Regions from separate parts of the Homo sapiens genome. Here region 1 is linked to region 2. A link is an interaction called in ENCODE POLR2A ChIA-PET data of the cell type or tissue named here. Cell type or tissue: GM12878. All regions are shown on one strand. Links, peaks and the distances in the headings refer to the core of each region. The heading gives the core; the rest is flanking DNA.

Region 1 (10,394 bases), core at 1,593-9,592, 94 kb before region 2:
AGGTGACAATATTGCACTGTGTACTTGAAATTTGCTAACAGGGTAGATCCTAAGTGTTCTCACCACAAAGAAAAAAACATAACTATGGGACGGGGTAGATATTTAATTAGCTTGATTGTGGGAATTATTTCACAATGTACACATATATCAAATCATCAAGTTGTACAAGTAAGATATAAACATAAAATTTGTTTCTAATTTAAAAATTGTATAGTAATTTCCCCACATAACGGGGCATAGTGGCTCACGCCCGCAATCCCAGCACTTTGGGAGGCTGAGGTGGGAAGATGGCTTGAGCCCAGGAGTTTGAGACCAGACTGGGCAACATAGCAACACTCCGTCTGTACAAAAGATAAGAAAATTAGCTGGGCATGGTGGCGCACATCTGTAGTCCCAGCTACTATGGAGGCTGATGCAGGAGGATTGGTCTAGACTGGGAGATTGAGGCTGCAGTGAACCATGATCACACTACTGTACTCCAGCCTGTGCAACAGAGCAAGACCCTGTCTCGAATAAAACAAAACAAAAGGAAACAAAAAAAAACACCAAAATCCCCCATACTTACTTTGTTTGCTTGCATTTAGATTTTGATCCATCTAGAGTTTATTTAGTTGAGATGTGAGTTTGGGATCTGTATGAGACAGAGTAAAAGCTAGTCTGTTTTAGAAAGGAGATTCATAAAATTCAGTGACTTGGCCGGGTGTGGTGGCTCACACCTGTAATCCTGGCACTTCAGGAGGCCGAGGCAGGTGGATCACCTGAGGTCAGGGATTCGAGGCCAGCCCGGCCAACATGGTGAAACCCTGTCCCTACTAAAAATACAAAAATTAGCCGCGCATCGTGGCACATGCCTGTAATCCCAGCTACTCGGGAGGCGGAGGCAGGAGAATCGCTTGAACCTGGGAGGTGGAAGTTGCAGTGAGCCGAGATCACACCACTGCACTCCAGCCTGGGTGACAGAGTGAGACTCCATCTCAAAAAATAACAATAATAATAATAATTCAGTGACTTAAACTACAAATCTCACCAAGTGACCGAGGTAGACACTCGAGATCACTGGGTGACTTGGTTCCAAAGAGTCATTTGGGGATTCAGGTTTCCTCTTGTTTCCGGTCCACCCCCTAGGATGTTGTCCTTGTCTCTAGCTTGATGGTGGGCTGCCTCCATCTGTGGGTAGCAGCAAGTGGCAAGAGGAAAGAGAGCATGAAGGACACACACCTCTAGGATGTCTTAAGTCCTGGGCCAGAATCCACACCTCTTACTTCTACCCACACTCCATGGACAACTTTAACATTATAGCCACCCCCAACCACAAATGGGGCCACCAAATGTATCCATGTGTCCTGCAAGAAGGGGAGAATGGATTCCAGTGACGATGGATACCAGTCCCTGCCAGAGAATTCAGCACAGATTTTCTCCAGGTGGCTGCAGCAGAGTTGCTCAATGGTTTTTGTTTTTGTTTTGTTTTTTTTTTTTTTTTTGAGACAGAGTCTGGCTTTGTCGCCCAGGCTGGAGTGCAGTGGCGCGATCTCGGCTCACTGTAACCTCTGCCTCCCGGGTTCAAGCAACTGTCCTGCCTCAGCCTCCCAAGTAGCTGGGATTACAGGCACCTACCACCATGCCCACTAATTTTTGTATTTTTAGTAGAGATGGGGTTTCACCATGTTGGCCAGGATGGTCTCGATCTCTTGACCTCATGATCTGCCCGCCTCGGCCTCCCAAAGTGCTGGGATTACAGGCGTGAGCCACCACACCCAGCCAGGTCAATGTTATTGATTGAATCGTGCCATTTTCCCCACACATTCGCACCCCCACTTTATCATGTGCTAATTTCTTATGCTGTGTACTCATTTCAGTTCCCTTCTTCATTAGCCTATCTGCTTACTAATGCTTCAGTAATGCACTTTTTCAATTATGCCAGCTTTACAGTGTCTTTCAGTATCAAACAGACCAAGTCCTGCCTTTTCCACTTAGTCTTCTTTTTTGCAATGTTTTCTGACTCTTTCACTGTGTTTTCCATTTTTAAGATAGCTTATCTATTGGTAAAAATATATTGTTATACTATTTGGGATTTTATAAAATTAGTAGATTAATTTGGTGATTTCCTATTCAAGCTCTTCCCTCTGGTCAAGACTTCCTTTGAGTCTTCTAGTAGTGCCTTAAGTTGTTGTTGTTGTTTTTAAATATAGATTTTGCCTATTTATTAAGTTCTTTTTTTTTTTTTTTTTTTTTTTTGAGACAGAGTCTTGCTTTGTCACCCAGGCTGGAGTACAGTGGTGCAATCTCGGCTCACTGCAACCTCAACCTCCCGGGTTCAAGTGATTCTCCTGCCTCAGCCTCCTGAGTAGCTGGGATTACAGGCGCCTGTCATCATGCCCGGCTAATTTTTGTACTTTTAGTAGAGATGGGGTTTTGCCATGTTGTCCTAGCTAGTCTTGAACTCCTGACCTCAAGTGATCTGCCTGCCTCAGCCTCCCAAAGTCCTGGGATTACACTTGACTGGAGCCACTGCACCCGGCCTGTTTCTTAAGTTCTTAAACATTAGTTTATCTGGTTATAGAGTTTTAAATTATCAGGTGTTTTCTTTCAGCTGGTGGAAGATATTATTCGTTGCATTCCTGCTTCTTTTGTTACTGGTGCGATTCTTATTATCAAATGACTTCATTTTCCTTTGTAGGTGATTCTTTTCCCTCTCTTCTTGTTAAATTTTTCTCTTAACTTTTGTGTTTTGAAGTTTTAATATGACACGTACAGGTGTGGATTTGTTTTTGTTTATCTACTCTGAGAATTCATGTCTCATCAACTCCAAAAGAATTTAAAATAACTGGTTACTACAACCAAGTTTTAGTATTTAAGTTTTATTATCTTAATTTCTCAGGCTACTAATTCTCAAGTAGATTACGTTTGTTTCTGCCAGATACTCCAGGGACTGGACTGGGGCCCGTTTTTCCACTAATTTCTCGTCTGGAATTTCCATGCCACAAGGATGGTGTGCATTCACACTCCACAACTCCATGCATGGACTTGAGATTCTGTTTTCTTCTAAGATTGTTTTCCATTCCCTCCCTTGGAGTATCTACAAGAAACAAGCTTCCTTGGCCAGGCACGGTGGCTCACACCTGTAATCCCAGCACTTTGGGAGGCTGAGGAGGGCGGATCACCAGAGGTCAGGAGTTCGAGACCAGCCTGGCCAATGTGGTGAAACGTCGTCTCTACTAAAAATACAAAAATTAGCCGGGCGTGGTGACGGGTGCCTGTAATCCCAGATACTCGGGAGGCTGAGGCAGGAGAATTGCTTGAACTGGGGAGGCGGAGGTTGCAGTGAGCCAAGATGGCGCCAGTGCACTCCAGCCTGGGTGACACAGCAAGACTCCATCTCCAAAAAAAAGCTTCCTTGCTACTTCCCTGGGAGGATGAGAAGTTTGCCTACTCCTCCCTTTCATGAAGGAGGTGGTCAGTCCATGTCCCAGCTTTATGCAGGAGTCTCAGTTCCGCCTAGCTTCCTGTCTTATGGGGTCAACATCATGTCTTTTACTTTCGTGCTGGAATGAAAACCTCAGCCCTTAACAGTGAGTGTCTAAGTAGGGATACAACCCCCTTCTGACTGAGGAAAGGGATTTTTCTTCCTAGCTTGTCTGCGTATTTGATATTGGTATTCTATTTTATACAGCATGCCTATGTGTTTGGAGAAATATGGAGGGTAGGGGATGTATTACCCAATCTGCCCAGTTGCCAGAACTGCAAGTTGGAGTCTGTTTCCAATTTTTCAATACTATAAATAATGCTATGATGAATATCCTTGCCCATTAATGTTTATGCACATCTCTGGTTATTTTCCTTGGATAAATGCCTAGGAATGGTCAAAGAGTACGAACATTTGTAAGGTGTTTGATATATATGTGAGGCCCCATTGCCAGCCCTCAAAAACGCACCACTTCACATTCCCTGGAATTCCTGCTTTCCGGTGCCCTTGCCAACATTTGGAACCTTTAAAAAAAAAATCACCATTTAGTTAGATTTAAAAAATACTGTGAAAAAAAGCATAGTGTGAAAACAATATTTTTATGTTTATAACTAGTTAGAAAAAAATCAAGAGTTGGGCACAGTGGCATGCGCCTGTAGTCCCAGCTACTCAGGAGGCTGAGGTGGGAGAATCACTTGAGTCCAGGAGTTTATGGCCAGCCTGGGCAACCATAAATAGTGAGATGCTGTCTCAAAAAAGACAGAGAGAGGCGGGACACGGTGGCTCACGCCTGTAATCCCAGCACTTTGGGAGGCCGAGGCGGGCAGATCACGAGGTCAGGAGATCAAGACCATTCTGGCTAACACGGTGAAACCCCGTCTCTACTAAAAAATACAAAAAAAAAAAAAAAAAAAAAAAAAAAAAAGCCGGGCGTGGTGGCGGGCGCCTGTAGTCCCAGCTACTCGGGAGGCTGAGGTAGGAGAATGGTGTGAACCTGGGAGGTGGAGCTTGCAGTGAGCCAAGATTGCGCCACTGCACTCCAGCCTGGGCGACAGAGCGAGACTCCACCTCAAAACAAAACAAAACAAACAAACAAAGGTGAAAAGAAAAGAGAGAGGGAGGAAGGAAGGAAGGAAGGCAGGCAGGTGGGCAGGTGGGCACGGTGGCTCATGCCTATAATCCCAGCACTTTGGGAGGCTGAGGCAGGAGGGTCATGAGGTCAGGAGTTCAAGACCAGCCTTGCCAAGATGTGAAACCCCGTCTCTACTAAAAAAAATCCAAAAAATTAACCAGGTGTGGTGGTGGGTGCCTGTAATCCCAGCTACTCAGGAGGCTGAGGCAGAGAATTGCTTGAACCCGGGAGGTGGAGGTTGTAGTGAGCCAAGATCATGCCACTGCACTTCAGCCTGGGCGACAGAGCGAGACTCCGTTTCAAAAACATACACACACACACACATGCGCACACACATAAAATAAGGCTGAGTATAGTGGCTTACACCTGTAATCCAAAAACTGTGGGAGGCCGAAGTGGGAGGACTGCTTGAGCCCAGGAGTTCAAAACCAGCTTGGATGACAAAGTGAGATCCTGTCTCTACAAAAAATTAGCCAGGCATGATGGCACGTGCCTGTGATCCCAGCTACATGGGAGGCTGAGGTGAGATGACAGCTTCATCCCAGGAGGTTGAGGCTGCAGTGAGCCATGTTTGTGCCACTGCACTCCAGCCTAGGTGACAGAACAAGACCCCATCTCAAAAATAGAATAAAATAAAAATAAATAAATGCTACTGTGCACTCTGTTGAGCATAAAACTCAAGCAACACATCACTGAAACAGTGATTACTGTTACCTGAACTTTTGTCTAGATTGATGCTTCTTTTTATTAGCCCCACCCATTTCTCCCCTTCTTCATCAATGCTTCTTCAACTTAATGTGCATGGGAATCACCTGAGGAGCTTGTTAAAGAGCAGGTTCTGATTCTGAGGAGCTTGTTAAAGAGCAGATTCTGATTTTGTAGGTCCAGGGTGTGGCCTGAGAATACTCCCCGCATTTTTTTTTTTTTTTTTTTTTTGAGACTGAGTCTCGCTTTGCCGCCAGGCTGGAGTGCAGTGACACGATCTTGGCTCACTGCAACCTCTGCATCCCAGGTTCAAGCGATTCTCCTGCCTCAGCCTCCTAAGTAGCTGGGACTACAGGTGCGTGCCACCATGCCCAGCTAATTTTTGTATTTTTAGTAGAGACAGGGTTTCACCATGTTGGCCAGGATGGTCTCGATCTCTTGACCTCGTGATCCGCCTGCCTCGGCCTCCCAAAGTGCTGGGATTACAGATGTGAGCCACTGCGCCCGGCCGAGAATCCCCATTTTTAATGAGGATGCTGATGGTGCTGCTCTGTGGACCACAGAGAATGGTTGACTCATTTTGTTGTTGGCCACAATCAGACCACAGTGGAATTCACCCGGTCAGAGCTCGGTAACTTCCAAAGCACATATGGCTGCAAACAGCATTATTAGGACCTTCTATCAACACTTCTAGCTAAAGTGACAGAGTTAAACTGATCCTTTATAAGGAGCATAAATCAGTTGGTTAGTGATGAAATAGCTTATTGAGATGACAACCAAATCACACACAAATACACAGACACACACACACAAATCTATAAATGGGAGAGAATGTAAAACAAGGGCAGAAAGTTAGATTGAGATTGTGCAAAAACGAAAACACAAGCCCCTTAGCAGGAAGGCAACTTGCATCATATCAGATCTTATCAGCTTCAAGCAGACTCTGGAGAGGTGAGTAAGCTTTCTGAGTTAGGGTGGAATTTATCTGGTAAATAATATGGTATTTCAATATGGTTTGCCATTATTGACATAGGATTGCAAAGATAAGTTTGTAATTTTTTTACACGAGCACATTCATCTGGACATTGTATGACCTTTCGGAAGTGTTGATCATAGCCTTCAAGAGTGTTGTGTGTGCACAAAAAGGGATTTATTCAGGTTTACAAATTTCACAGTCAATTTATTTGAGTTACGAGTTCTAATGCCTAGTTTTCCTTTAACCTTCTAAGTTCAGTCTAGAAATCTTATTATTCTCTTTTCTTTTTAAATTCTATTTTAAGTCCAGCAAATAATAGCAACCACTTTTAAGAGGCCTTTGGAAAATACTTGACCCTATTTACAAATTTAAACACCTTCATGCATTTTAAAATATATTTAAAACTTGTAACAGACTACACTCAATTCCCTTCTTAATTGCTTCAGTTGTCTCAATAAACAAATACATTCCCAAGTTTACAAATAACTCTTTTAAATTTAATGAATTAAATTGACATGGTGAAACTTAAGTTCTCTTAGAATGTTCCAACACTGTATATAATTTAGTTTTCATGAGCCTCCAGTCAGTGACAAGAAAAAAAATAGTTTTCAACTAAGATCACAAGATTACTCAATTATACATTTTACAGTGATTTCCAAAGCTTAGAAATTCTTTTAAACTTTATGAATACATGGAACATCAAATACGCACAGATTCTTTCTGCATTCCGAATATGAATCCTACAGTTTTGATTCTCTTAAGAGTTGCTGTACTTTCCCTAAATCCTCCTGGAGCTGAAAGATTCACCCTCTTACAGCTGACCGTTACCATCCTAGTGACTGAGCCGGTATACACACCCAAGATTTGGGCTGCACCCTGACTAAATTCTTGTCAATGACCCTAATGGGGTACTTGAACCCTACTCATAATTGCTATGTCCCTGATGACATAATTTACGGGAGTTGCTCTCGAGGCTCCTAACCCTTAGTTTTAAGTCACACACGTTATTGATTCTTCTACATACACCTGGACATTTGTAGGCTGACAGCATAGATCACTTGAGATTTTGTATTTATCTGGTTCTTAAGATGTGTATTTTTCCCTCCAGCTCTAAAGACCTTTGCGCTTAAAGGAATCCTAAGATAGATAGATAAATGTCCTTTCTATTTGCTAATGAAGGCCTTTGGAATCTGTGGAATCTTTCTAGAGGCTTTAATCAGATTTGGGTTTTGGGGAAGGATTTTCTTGTAGGTGGTGGTGTTTTCTTCCCTAAAGGCACAGCATGTCTGGTGTCTCTCTTTTTGTGATGACAGCAGGAAGATATCTTTTTATGAATACTCCAAATAATATTCAATTTTGGATACCTCAAAAAATGGCCTTGTCTGAGCCGTGGTCACCGATTTTGAGGTCATTTATTGACAAGAAGGTGTGATGTTAGCGATTAACAAGATAATCCTTTATTCATTTAAGAAATATATCTGGATTACCTGCTCTTTGCAGATAGACAGTGGAGAATGAAACATGGCTCTTTTCCTCCTGTTGCTTCTTGCCCAGGATTTCTCAGCCTTGGTGCTATTGACGTTTTAGGCTGGTAAGTCTTTGTTGTCCAGTGCCTTGAATGAGGTTTAGCAGCCTATAATCAGTGTCCTCTACCCACTAGATGCCAGCAGCACCGCCTCTTCCCTCTCCATAGTCTTGACAATCAAAAATATCTCAGATATTGCCAAATGTCTCTGGGGGGCAAAATCACCTCGTTGAGAACCACTGTTCTAGTCGAGTAGGGGAGAAGAGATATTAACAAGTAAGCACAAATACAAATTCAGTAGGGGTTATTGGCTCATGCCTGTAATCCCAGCACTTTTGGAGGCCGAGGAGGGCAGATCACCTGAGGTCAGGAGTTTGAGACCAGCCTGGCCAACATGGTGAAACCCCGTCTCTACTAAAACTACAAAAATTAGCTGGGCGTGGTGGCGGGTGCCTATAATCCCAGCTACTTGGGAGGCTGAGGTGGGAGAATCGCTTGAACCCAGGAGGCGGAGTTTGCAGTGAGCCGAGATTGCGCCATTGCATTCCAGCCCGGGTAACAGAGCAAAAACTCTGTCAAAAAAAAAAAAAAAGAGAGACATGACGTGCTACTGTGAGAAATCCTGGTGTCTTAGTCTGTTCTGTCTATAATAAAGTACCATAGAGTGGGTCTAGCCATCTTTCTTTTTTGTGATGTTAGCAGCCAGTAATGCTCAAAGCTGAGATCTAGTCAACCCTTGTAAGTTCTATTTGTTCATTCTAACTCTAATTTCATCACTCCTTTAGGATTATCTGGAATGCTTCTATAAAGAGCCACTTTGCTCATCTGCAAGTTGGATAGCCAGGGATCCAAGGTAAATCTGAACTTTGGGCAACTCATGGCCAATGTGGGCATTTGTGGTTTGCCTCTGGTCTACACTGGATATGGCTGCTACAGTTTACGGCATGTACTTGAGAGGTCCAGCATGTCATGCCTGGGGCTCCTGGGTTTGGTGGGATCTCTGGGGGCTTTCATGGCAGGCTTCTGTTTCCTGTGATTTCCCAGCACTGATTGGGACCCTGTGAACAGAGTTCTATAGACTCTGTTCCCTACTGAAGCAGCAGCAGGAGCCTGGGGGCAAGGTTCCAGGCATGTTAGTTTCCTAGCGCCACTGTAACAAAGGACCACAAACTGATGGCTTAAACCTACACAAATGGATTCTCTCACAGTTCTGGAGGCCAGAAGCCTGGAATGCAGGTGTGAGGCAGGGCCACTCTCTCTCCGAAGGCTCCAGGGTAGAATCTGTTCCATGCCTCTCTCCCAGCTTCTGGTGCTTGCCAGAAATCCTTGGCATTCGTTGCCTTGTGGCCTCATTACTCCAATCTCTGCCTCCATTTTTACATGACCCTGGTGTCTGCGTTCCTTCTGCCCTCCCTTATGATATGACACCAGTCATATTAGATTAAAGGCCCACCCTACTCCAGTATGACCTCATCTTAAGTAACTGCATCTACAAATACCCCATTTCCAAATAAAGCCACATCCACATGTACCCAGGGCTAGGCCCTCAGCGTATCCTTTTTTTGGGTGGGGGAGCACAATTCAACCCCCAGCACCAGGGACCCAAGAGAGTCAAGAGCAGTGGAGGTTCTTCCTGCCAACGGGGTCATGCTGACCTCGGGGAAGTACCTGGGCTGGCAGAGAAGGCTTGGGCAGCAAGTAGTTTGATTTGCAGGGACAGAGTCCCATTCTCAAAAACAATCTCCTCTGCTGTCACTGAAAATTGTTGTTTCTTTGGAATTTTCAAAGGTCACCTGACTAGAAGTGAAAGGTATGGACAGAGCCGGCTTCAAAGGCTGCTGCCTGTGCAATTGTACAGGGTACTGTGCTCCAAAGGGCTTGTGCTTATTGTAGTGGTCCACTGTTACCATCTGGAAATTCTTGAGATTTTTTTTTTTTTGGAACAAGGGGTCCTGCGTTTTCATTTTGCACTGCAAAACGTAGAGCACAAACTATGTAGCTGACCCTGGGTTGGGACATCAGGCAGGGGAGACGCATAGTAAGCTAAGGCAAAAATCAAGCTCTGTTACAGTGTGGTTGGCCTGCAGCTGGCTTCTTCTCCATTTCTACTTCTGGGCCAGGGAAGTTGAACTGTATATTACTGTGCAAGCCTAAAGCTGAGTCACAAACAGATCCAGGCTCTTCAATGTGCTTATCATGCAGAGCAAGTGTGAAAGTGGCTTGTGATTACACTTTGCTCAGGGATTGCCATAGGGCTTGGCACCTCTTAAATGATAAATAAACCCCTCTTGATTATGAGGTGAAGTAAGGCAAATACTACCCAGATGGCTCTGTGAATCGATATTGTAAAGTAAGTTTTTGTAGATGCCTACACCCCCACACCATCCTCTTCCATGGGGTGTAATATGATGCTTCTTAAACTAACAGCCCTGGGGTGGACATTTCAATGAGTTCCCCCGTGATGCTGCCGCTGCTGGTCCACGAGCCACACTGTGAGCAGAAAGAGTCCTAGAAACAGGCCAGGTGCAGTGGCTCACGCCTGGAATCCCAGCACATTGGGAGGCCAAGGTGGGCAGATCTCTTGAGTCCAGGA
Region 2 (10,394 bases), core at 1,164-9,163:
AAAAAACTACCCTGCCTGGGTAGTGCCTTCTAAGGTCAAGGCCATGAGGGACTTGCGGAGAGTCCTCATGGTGCTTGTTAAGATGCAGATTACCAGGCCCCACCCTAGACTCACTGAATTAGAATCTCTGGAGGTAGGGCCTAGGAATCTATTTTCAGATGACCTCTCCAGGTTGTGATAAGTAAATGGTTAATTGTTAGATTTTTTTTTTTTTTGGCACACAGGTAGCACTGAGAACAGCTACCATTTATTGAGGTCTCTGCTCAGCTGACATCAAACAAGATGCCCCATGTTTGTTACCCATCGTCAATACCGCAGGCTGAACCATGTGGTGTTCCATGGTGGAGACACAGAGGCTTTACGCCATGAGGCCAAGCAGGGCTGCCTGCCCCGGCCTCTCTGAGGCCACCGTGTGCAGCACCAGGGCCAGCCACTCATTTGCCTTGCTTGAATTCCCACCGTGGAGGCAACAGATAGAATTTCTGGAAGAAGCTTCAGGCTCGAGCACCTTCTTTGACGTCTCCATAGCCTCTCAAACTCTGAGAAGCTCCAGGAAGAGGCACAGGCAGAGTCCTCTTCTATCCAGGTTAAATAAGTTGTTTTGCCTTTCTTATGTGAACTTAACAATATTGGCCCCTCCCAAGAAGGCCTTATCTCAATCTCAAGCCAGTTTTGTGAGTTCTACTGCACTTGGGCATTTTTGGTTCTGGTGTCTGTAGTAAAATTTGCTGAAAGTGAATATATTCAGAAGTCTAAAAGAAATGGTCAAAAATCTGATTTCTGGCTGGGTGCAGTGGCTCATGCTTATAATCTCAGCACTTTGGGGGGCTGAGGCAGGAGGATAGCTTGAGCCCAGAACTTTGAGAAAAGCCCAGGCAACATAGTGAGACCTGGTCTCTACAAAAACAAACAAACAAACAAAAGTTTAGCTGGGTGTGGTGGCATACCTGTAGTCCCAAGTACTCAGGAAGCTGAGGTCGGAGGATCACCTGAGCCAAGGAGGTCGAGGCTACGGTGAGCTATGATTGTGCCACTGCACTCCAGCCTGAGTGATAGAGTGAGACCCTCTCTCAAAAAAAAAAAAAAAAAAAAAAAAAATCAGAATTCTGATTTCTGCTTAAAACTGCCACACAGAGAGATTTCATGTGCCAGAATGCATACTAACTCTAATTTTTGGCAAACCAACATACATATGAGATTACTTTTGACCATGTAGAATTATGACTGAGAAATGAGGTTTATAAAAATACGTAAGCTAAAACAGCAACTCAAAGAACTGAAAAAGAAATACGTAAGCATTGTCTGGGAGCTGTTTTCCCCTTCCCTGTTTTTCCTCTGTAACAATCTCAAGGCAGCATTCATCTCTGTCAGGCTCATTTACATTTTCGATAGAAATACTTATTTTTTTCTTTAGGAAACATGAAGGTTTAAGAACCAGTAAAAATGGTACCATAATTGTCCTCTATTTTATTCACATGCTGCCAGGGGGACTTAGTTGCGATGTGATTTAAATGACTAAGAATTTTATTAGAGGTGCCTGTGATGAAGGGCATTTATGTGAAATCTAACGAGCATGGGGGTGAGGTGGGGCAACTGTTCAGTAATAAATAATGCAGCAGACCTAAAACAAATGAGAGAACCACTTCTGGAGGGAAGAGACACATCACCATCTCCGTTCAAAGAGCTTGTCTCATTGTGTTCCAGAGCCTGGCCAAGCTGACCGATAGCTTCAAGAACAGCTGCTCCGTTACCGACTCTCTAGTGGACTTCCCTCACCATGTAGGCGTGCCTGGCGATGCTGGTGTACCCCAGCAGTTCTGCGATGCCGGCTCCCAGACTGATATCATCGGGGAGGTATATGCGCGCCCAGGGGGAGAAATGCACCGGGAGAGGGGAGGGCTGCTTCAGTGTTGCCATCACTGGTTTGGTGTAATTTTCCATGTTCACTTAAGAAATGCCTTCACTTTTGTGCCATTAAGTTTGAAGAAAAAGTGTTGTGTCTCACATCCAGCTGTGTGATACAATTGAATTGCTTATTACTGCTGCCCTTATGATTTGGACTCTTATAAATGACATACTCCTTGTGAGAGTTGAGTTTCACTGTTCTTTTGACAGACATATCACTTTTTAGAGCATGAGTCCCCACGCTTTTTCTGTGAAGGGCCAGATAGTAAATATAGTCACTATTTTAGGCTTTGCAGGTAGTTCTGCTGGAACTGCCCCACCCTGTCATTGTAGTGTACATGCAGCCATAACAGAGATGCCTTGCAAGCATGTAAGACTGGGGCCTCGAGCTGCTCAAACGTTCACTTACGGAACAGCCAGTGGGCTGGATTTGGCCCCAGGGCCATAGTTACTGATTCCTGCCTTAGACCACTGATTTCCAAAGGCTTTATAGCTGTGCCACCTTGGGTGTTACTTTATTGCTGTTTCTTACTCTTCTAAAAGAATGTCAGGAAATTGAATTGAACTAAAAGTCATTTTTGTTTGAGACTTGGAAGAATGTCATAATGCCTCCTTTGTTAATTAGCGAAGCCTTGAGTTAGCCACAAAAACAAAGTTGGGAAAATCACCATTTGAAGCAGGATGGTGGATATTCAAAGACGCTAGTATTGTAATATCATTGAGTGAAGCTTGACATTAATTTGTTACCAAATGGAAAAACAGTTTAAAGAGCTTCTTTTTTTTTTTTTAAGGATTATTAAGTAAAGATGAGGTATCAATGGAATGCACAGTGCCACCCCTCCCCCGAAATTAAATAAATAAAAGGAAAGCAACAAAAGGAGGAAAAAACAATTGATGGAAAACTCTGGGTTTTAAATAATTAGCTAATTAATATTTTGAAATCTTAGCAACTAGTGCCTCTTCGAGTGGAGTATAATGTAGGAAATCACGGCCCTTTATGTCTTGGGTGTCCTGGAACAGTCCTATTTTCAAATTTGCCTGCGTTGTTCCAAACGTACACTTGGCCGTTTTTGACTAGGCATCTTCTTTGGATGAAAGAATATGGTCGCCATCTGTAACACACAGAGGAGAATCTGTAATTCAAAAATGTTTGGCATTTTTGCGTAAAGATTTTGGAGCGAGAGAAGGAAACAAGTGTAAGACTCATTGAATTCGTGAATAATTCATTGCTGCTTATTGTAAGGTTAGAATTAGAATTTAGTTTGAGAGAAACAGTTAAGATAGAAGGTTCTCCAGTGATTTAGGTCAACCCTTCTAAAAATGTCAGGTGAGGAGTGGTGGCTGGTTATGCTACTTGAGCAGTCACTGCTCATTGTTGATAAGCTCCTGAAGTTTACCGGGGCTGACCCTAGGTCAGCAATCTCATAGCTGTTATCTCAGTTTAAGTAGTTGTTCCCATCCTGTGTGATGTGCAGGAGACCGAGATGCCAGGTTACCTAAGGTCTTGTAGCTGAGGAGAGGCAGGTCTGGTTTTGAAACATTTCTCATCCCTAAACCCCTGTACTTTCTAAGAAACCACATCATGTTATAGAAAAATAGATCAAAAGGCTATGACTGTATTAGCTAACCATTGCTGCATAACAGATTTCCCCAAAACCTAGCCTCTTACAACAACACTCCTTTATTATCTCATGCTTGATGTGGTCCAGGAGACTGGGCTGGGTCTTCTGCTCCAGGGTCTCTCAGGAACTTCCCTGCAATCAAGGTGTCAGCCAGGACTGTGGTCTCATCCAAAAGCTCACCTGGGGGAGGGGCCACTCTTAAGCTCATGTGATTGTTGGCAGGATTCAGTTCCTCACAGGTTGCTGGACTGAGGGCTTCAGTTCCTTGCCACATGGGCTGCTCCAGCACGGCAGCCTGCTTCGTCAAAGTGTACCAGCTGAGAGTCTGCTAGCAAGATGGAAGTCACAGTCTTTTGTAACCTATTCACAGAAATGACTTCCCATCACCTTTGTTCTGTTCTATTGGTTAGAGTCAAGTTATAGACCCAGTTTATTCTCAGGGGGAGGGAATTTCACACGGGGAGAATCCCAGGAGGTGTTGGTCATTAGGGGCCTTCTTAGAAGTCTGCCTACCTCACTTTGTGCTTGTGTTGAGTCTGTTTTGTGGGGTGGATATTGCTGTATGTCAGATGTGCTTTTTGAGACTGGAGATTTGCAGCCACAGGGTTGCACACGCTGTAGCGCTGCATAGGAACTCTGAAGCAGGAGTCTCTTGGATCCATTTGGCTGTCTTTTCTTTTCACTAAAATGTCCATTTAATTCTCAAAGAAGAGTACAGAAACAAAGCTTAGAGAGAGGTGCATACAGCTTTGAGAAGAGGTTTGAGAGATGATGTTTACTGATCTTGATGAGTTGATTGCAGGGTCACTAATAAAGAGGGGACTGAAATGGCAAGTAGCTCATCTCCACTGTGGACAGCTTTTGGAGCTGTGGCACTGCCACTTAAATATATTTATACTGAGGAAGCTGGAGAGGAGCATTGGATGAGGCCGTTTAAACATGTATAATTGTGGCCAGGCACAGTGGCTCATGCTTGTAATCCTAGCACTTTGGGAGGCTGAGGTGGCCAGAGGTGGCCAGATTGCTTGAGCCCATGAGTTGAAGACCAGTCTGGGCAACATGGCTGGGCAACCACCTGGGCGTGGTGGCTCATGCCTGTAGTCCCAGCTACTTGGGAGGCTGAGGCAGGAGGATCGCTTGAGCCCAAGGGGTTGAGGCTGCAGTGAGCTGTGATTGTGCCACTGCACTCTAGTCTGAGCAATAGTGCGAGACCCTGTCTCAAAAAAAGAAACCATGAACAATTGTCATTCTGGTTGGAGAATGCTCAGTCCCTTGTAAGGCACTTTTTCATCTTGCCATTCAAGGCAATAAATTTGCGAAGACATTTTTCATCAACATAGATCAAAACTCGTGTCGATAAATTCACTGCTAATCATTCAAGTTGAATATTTTCAGATACTTGTTGATGGGAAGTTATTTCAAAAATGTAAAGACTTGGTGGCCATAATATGTGATCTAGTAAGGTCAGATCAACAGATGGAGCTGATTTATTGAAACTGGAGTTGTGTGAATATTTGCAGGAATGAGGAATTAACCAAAATGTACTACAGTTACTTCCTGTACATGTCTTTTTTTGTTTTGTGTAGGATTTTATTGTCATCAATGTAACTGGTACAAAAATATTTAAGTATATCTACTCGTCACAGAGCACCGCATTTAGGCTAACTCTATATTGGTACTCCCCGAGCTCTGGCTTTTTGAGACCTTGCTTGCTTTCCTTTTGCCCTTGGTTCTTTTTTTTTTTTTTTTTTTGAGACGGAGTCTTGCTCTGTCGCCCAGGCTGAAGTGCAGTGGCTCAGTCTCGGCTCACTGCAAGCTCCGCCTCCTGGGTTCATGCCATTCTCCTGCCTCAGCCTCCCGAGTAGCTGCGACTACAGGCGCCTGCCACTACGCCCGACTAATTTTTTGTATTTTTAGTAGAGGCGGGGTTTCACCGTGTTAGCCAGGATGGTCTCGATCTCCTGACCTCGTAATCCGCCCGCCTCAGACTCCCAAAGTGCTGGGATTACAGGCGTGAGCCACCGCGCCTGGCTTGCCCTTGGTTCTTTAACACACCTCGTGGCATCAGAAGGCGTCCACCAGCCCATCCGTCACACAGCTAGTCCAGCTTCCTCAGACCGTGGAGCTTCTGAGTAGAACATCATTATTTTACGTTTACTGAGGAATTAGAGAATGTACTGCACAAAATCGGGTGACTGGTTTTTGCCTTTGTATCAACTTTTACTAAGTAATTTCCTACTTCTTTTAAAACCTAATTTGTGGTTGTTGTTTGGAATTACAGAATAGATAGATATGCTGCTGCTGTAAAAAAAAACAAAAAACCCTACCAGTTTAGGCAAGCAAGAGTCTTCCCTTCCCCCTCCCCCCTCCCCAGCCAGGGGTGGCCGCAAAGGGTTATTCAGTGTTTCCTTCCAGACCTTGCACAGATTGAAAGTGAAAGAGATGAAGAATATTTCTCATTGCTGCCGAAAGTTTAAGTGAAGTTGCTATTTTGGAAATATGTTTTTAATATGCGTTTCCTTTCTTTTTTTCTCTCTTCTGTTCCGGAAAGTTTGTCTTTGATGATAAAACAAGACTTGTAGACCGAGTCAGACTTAATTGGCAATATGAAGAAGCCAGAAAGAGGTAAGAAGCACTTTTTTCCAACCTCGCCTTCTGCTTACTTACTTACTTTCTCCTGTGGAAGGAAGCGTGGCATAGTTCCTGTGTGTGATTGGTCACGTCTCATCGGAGAACAGCGTTTGATAGAATACCAAGTCAAGGATCTTCATTTACGTGTAGCTTAATACATACATATGACAACATTTCAAGTGCATTTAAAATGTGAAATTTGCAATATTACAAACAGTTATACAGACGTGATTCCATAAGAATAGAAACTTTTTTGGCTTTGTCATCCCCGGTGGTTCAGAACCTCTACCCCTCCTTCCCTTCCCTCCTTCCAATAGACGAGCATCAGTTCCAGAGGGTGTCATAAGTGAAACCACTTGATCTTTTATATGTGTGGCTTCTAACTCCATAAGCTAATGGGCAAAGCCATGTATCTTGGTTATAAGACATTCAATAAGCATTAGGTCAACAGGTGAGCAGTACCTAATTGATTTCATTCCATTTATGTTGTCCTGTGTCGTAAACCATTGGCCTCCTGCAAATTGCAGCTTGACCCACTTTGTGCACTTGTGTTTCTCTTTCCTCACTTCCCTCCCTCCCTTCCAGTCTTCATCCTCTGACATGCACAAAGCTGAGAGGCTTCCGAACCCTCGCATGGCATAGTATTTTAGGGCGTCACGTGTCTCCTCAGCTGTGCAGGGCTCCCGTTTTCAATATTCTTCTCCTCTCTGACTTTTGTATTCTCTTTTTAGGGACTTTCTCTAGTTTGTGCCTTCTGGAAAGAGTCTTAAAGCCAAATTATTTCCAAATAAGTGCTTCAGAAGAGTATCAAGCATATCTTTTTTAAAAAGTTACTTGAGTCACAAATGAAATATTGTCATGGGGGGCGGGGAGAGCAGAATAGCAGAATGTCGGGTGGGGTGAGGGAGTTCTTTCTGGAAGCTAAACAGTTAGGCCTGCTCAGCACACTGTACCATTCATGGACGTCTGGAAAGCTACTTTGTTGGCTTTTTAAAAAATGTAAAAATAGCAACAAAAGCACATCATATGATTCAGTGCTCCAGGGCCAACTTAAACGGACATGGGCCTTCTGTTTTCTAGGAGGTTTTCTAACCAGTGCCTCTTGGCTTTTTAGGATGGACTCGTGGTGGGCTTTAAATTTCCCCACAGAACAGTGCCAAGTTCATTTGGCAATACCAGTTGTCTGTGTGGTGATTCTTCATTATCATGCATATTCCTTCTCTGTAGCCTGCAAGAGTTTGTGAGGAGCGATTGTCTCTTCTGAGTATTCGTCTGCTCTTGCCTGTTTCTGGTGAAACTGCGGAGTGTGGGTGCTGGAATTTGCTACACTTAGGAACATGATTGTTACGTGTTTGGTTGTGACATTTACCAAACATAGCAAGTGATTTCTTTGTTTTCTAGAGATGGTGCCAGTATATGGTGAGTAACCTTCTAAATGTTGGGATAATACATTTGGGTGAAAAGTCGAGTATTTAAGAAAATTGTTCAAGGGGCAGGCATGGTACTTCATCAGTTCTTTTGAATAAAATACCATATTATTTCAAGATGGCCAGAACCTTGTTAGGAAACGCACCACAGCTACAGAGGAAGGTCCACCTTCCACTGACAGTAGCGGCATGTCAGAAGTGCCTCTGTGGGCTGTGTTGGAGCATTTAAAAATCAGAGATTTCTTTTAAACTCCACCTGGGTGGGCCTGCACAGGTGCTGCCTGTCCTTTTCCCACTAGCATAGTGGGGCTCCACACAGGGAGCAAGGCCTTCACCCTCCAGGAGACCTCCAGCAGTGTCTGCAGACATGTTTAGGTGTCCCAACTCTAGGGCAGGGGCCAGGGAGGCTGCTTGACATCCTGTTGTGTACAGGATGGCCCCCGCAGCAAAGACTTACCCGGCTCAGCATGGCCGCGGTGCCAAGGTCCAGAAACCTCGCCCTGGGGCTTCTTCCTGTCTTGCTCCTGAATCTTCACGATGCATGGACAACAAGGGGCCTACATGAGCAGGTCGCCTGCTGACTCACAGGCATCAGCCTGCTCCCCACTCACCCTGCTCCAGCCAATCGGCCCCTCGATGTTCCTCAGATGTACAAGCACGCCTGCACTGAGCAGCCCCTCGGGCCTCCCACCGGGCCTCAGTCCCACCGAGCCAACTCCTGACCTAGCATCTGCAGCTGGCAGAATGATGGTCCGTCAAGGTGTCTGCATCCTGATCTCCACAGCCTGTGAAGATGTGGCTTTCCATGGCAAAAGGGACTTCGTGGATGTAATTAAATTAGGGATCCTGAGATGATGGGGAAATGAGCCTATATGATCCAGGTGGGCTCAGTGTCATCACAAGAGTCCTCATAAGAGAGAGACAGGACGGTCGGCAGTAGAGAAGGAGATGTGAGGTTGGAATCAGAGATCAGAATAGTGTGGGGCCAGGAGCCAAGGAGCACGGGCAGCCCCTAGAAGCTGGAAGGTGCAAAGAAACAGATTTTCCCCTGGAACCTCCAGAAAGAACGCAGCCCTGTAGACCCATTTTCGACTTCTGCCCTCTAGAACTGTAAGGGAATAATAGGTGTTGCTTTAAGCCATTAAGCTTGTGGTAATTTGGGGCAGAAAAGAGCAAACTCATACAGTGCCCTTGGCCTGTTCTGTCTTCTCTGTCTGGAATGGGGTGGCTTTTCTCCAAATTGTCACATGACCTCTCCTTTTGATCACCTTGTTAAGAGAGGTTTCCTTGACCATCCTGAATAAAACCTCACCACCCTGTCCTCACCCCGGTCCCCCTGATTGGCTGAGCAAATGTTATTACCTAACCAGTGTTTACTTTTCTTACTGCCTGTCTCTCCCTGTGAAAATGTAAATAACCCTCATGAGTGCAGGGATTGTAGGTCATTGCTGTAAGCCCAGCAGCTACATACTTGGTGAATATTTATTGAATGAGTAAATGAGGGTCCCGTGTGGTTGCATTTGCTATTTGGCCTTTGCCCCTGGGACGGGGCAAGCCAGGGCAGTCCCGGGGCCAGGTCAGCTCCAGGCCAACTGCTCTGCTCCTGGGTCCCTTCCTCAAACCTCCATCCAGGTGTGAGCCTTGGGGTCTCTCGCCTTGACTTGAGAAGGGAAAGGGCTTCAAGACATGGGTGCCTTTAGGGATCTGAGGTAGGCAAGGAACTGTCTCTCCCTTTCAAGGACTATGTTCAAGGTGTGATACGTCAACACACCGAGCTAGACTAACAGTTCTGGGCCTTCATGGACATTCAAAAGGGCTACTAGCCTTTGAACTCCATAATTAATCCTCTCCTTGGGGGTTGGAGAAAATGGCATTGGAGTTGGGTCCTGAAGGAGTGCTGGGATTCCAGTCGCCGTCCATTGGGGATGGGCTTTCTCAGGTAAGAGTGGGGGTCAGGAGTGGGGGTAAGGTGTCACTCTGCAGCAGCTGGACTGGCCTGGAATTGCAGAGCAAAGGCCAGCCAGGCTGGAATGGAGGATGCATGAGCAGGGAGGCAGGCCACGGCATGGGGGCCACGATGCCCCGAAGAGGGGTCAGAATTGCTGGGCATGCTGGGACGTTTGAGTTGGAAAGATTAAGTGTGAGCCATTCAGATGGTGGTATGTGGAGGAGGGCCATTTGAGGAACCCAGATGGCATAGAGATGAAGTCACCGAGCAGCTGGGCTCACCTTGGGAGATGGAACACAGGGAGAAAAGAGGAGATGCCAGGACTGAGCCTGAGGAAGTCCAATCAAAGGCCTGGCGAGGACGAGACTGGCCAGAGGGGTGTAGTAAAAGGTCCGAGAGGGGATGGCTGGGGCTGGAGGAAACAAGAAGAGGAAGTACACCTGAGAAGACACTTATGTCCACGGGCCCAGTGGCTGTGAAGGAACGAAAAGGGGGTGGTACCGTTGGCCGACAGGCAGGCCTCTGCTTCCCAAGCCCAGCCTGAGGTGTCCTTAGTCCACAGTGCATGGGAAAAAGGAGGGCCAGCGGCAGGTGTTCCTAAAGCCAACTCGCTGCTTTCCAGTCAAAGAAGCCTCTCATTCTCAGAGATACATACATATGTACATACATACATATAAATATATATAATTAATATATGTTTTATATATATTTAATACATATTTATTGTATATTTTTATATATTATATTTATAATACGTGTTTAATATACATTTTTTCATATATATTTTTTTCTGTTAAAACATCTTTCTCTTAATTAACTAATGATGATCATTGATGTGAATTGGTTTTTTCCAAAAGTCTT

What was found. ChIA-PET counts read pairs that join two places held together with the same protein. Peaks named below come from ENCODE experiments on the same cell type or tissue, not always from the same donor. Only the 100,000 strongest peaks of a DNase experiment are listed, where the experiment ranks them.
Region 1: POLR2A ChIA-PET joins it to region 2 with 13 read pairs; 10 of 35 experiments call an interaction of 5 or more read pairs at or near these places.

Annotation. Positions count from the first base shown.
Region 1 is chrX:9,997,857-10,008,250 of GRCh38, forward strand. No RefSeq gene overlaps it. Among named protein-coding and RNA genes, the nearest start is that of WWC3, 12 kb to the right of the region's middle. RefSeq lists an enhancer at 1-39. In GM12878, for the core only: no CTCF peak of the experiment used is centred there; a DNase peak (open chromatin) is centred at 5,915.
Region 2 is chrX:10,092,428-10,102,821 of GRCh38, forward strand. It overlaps WWC3 (WWC family member 3), which reads left to right. Exons shown (of 24, transcript NM_015691.5): 8 at 1,705-1,854; 9 at 6,079-6,152. Among named protein-coding and RNA genes, the nearest start is that of CLCN4, 59 kb to the right of the region's middle. RefSeq lists an enhancer at 5,957-6,006. In GM12878, for the core only: no CTCF peak of the experiment used is centred there; DNase peaks (open chromatin) are centred at 5,775 and 5,964; H3K4me3 peaks cover 1,468 bases; H3K27ac peaks cover 1,562 bases.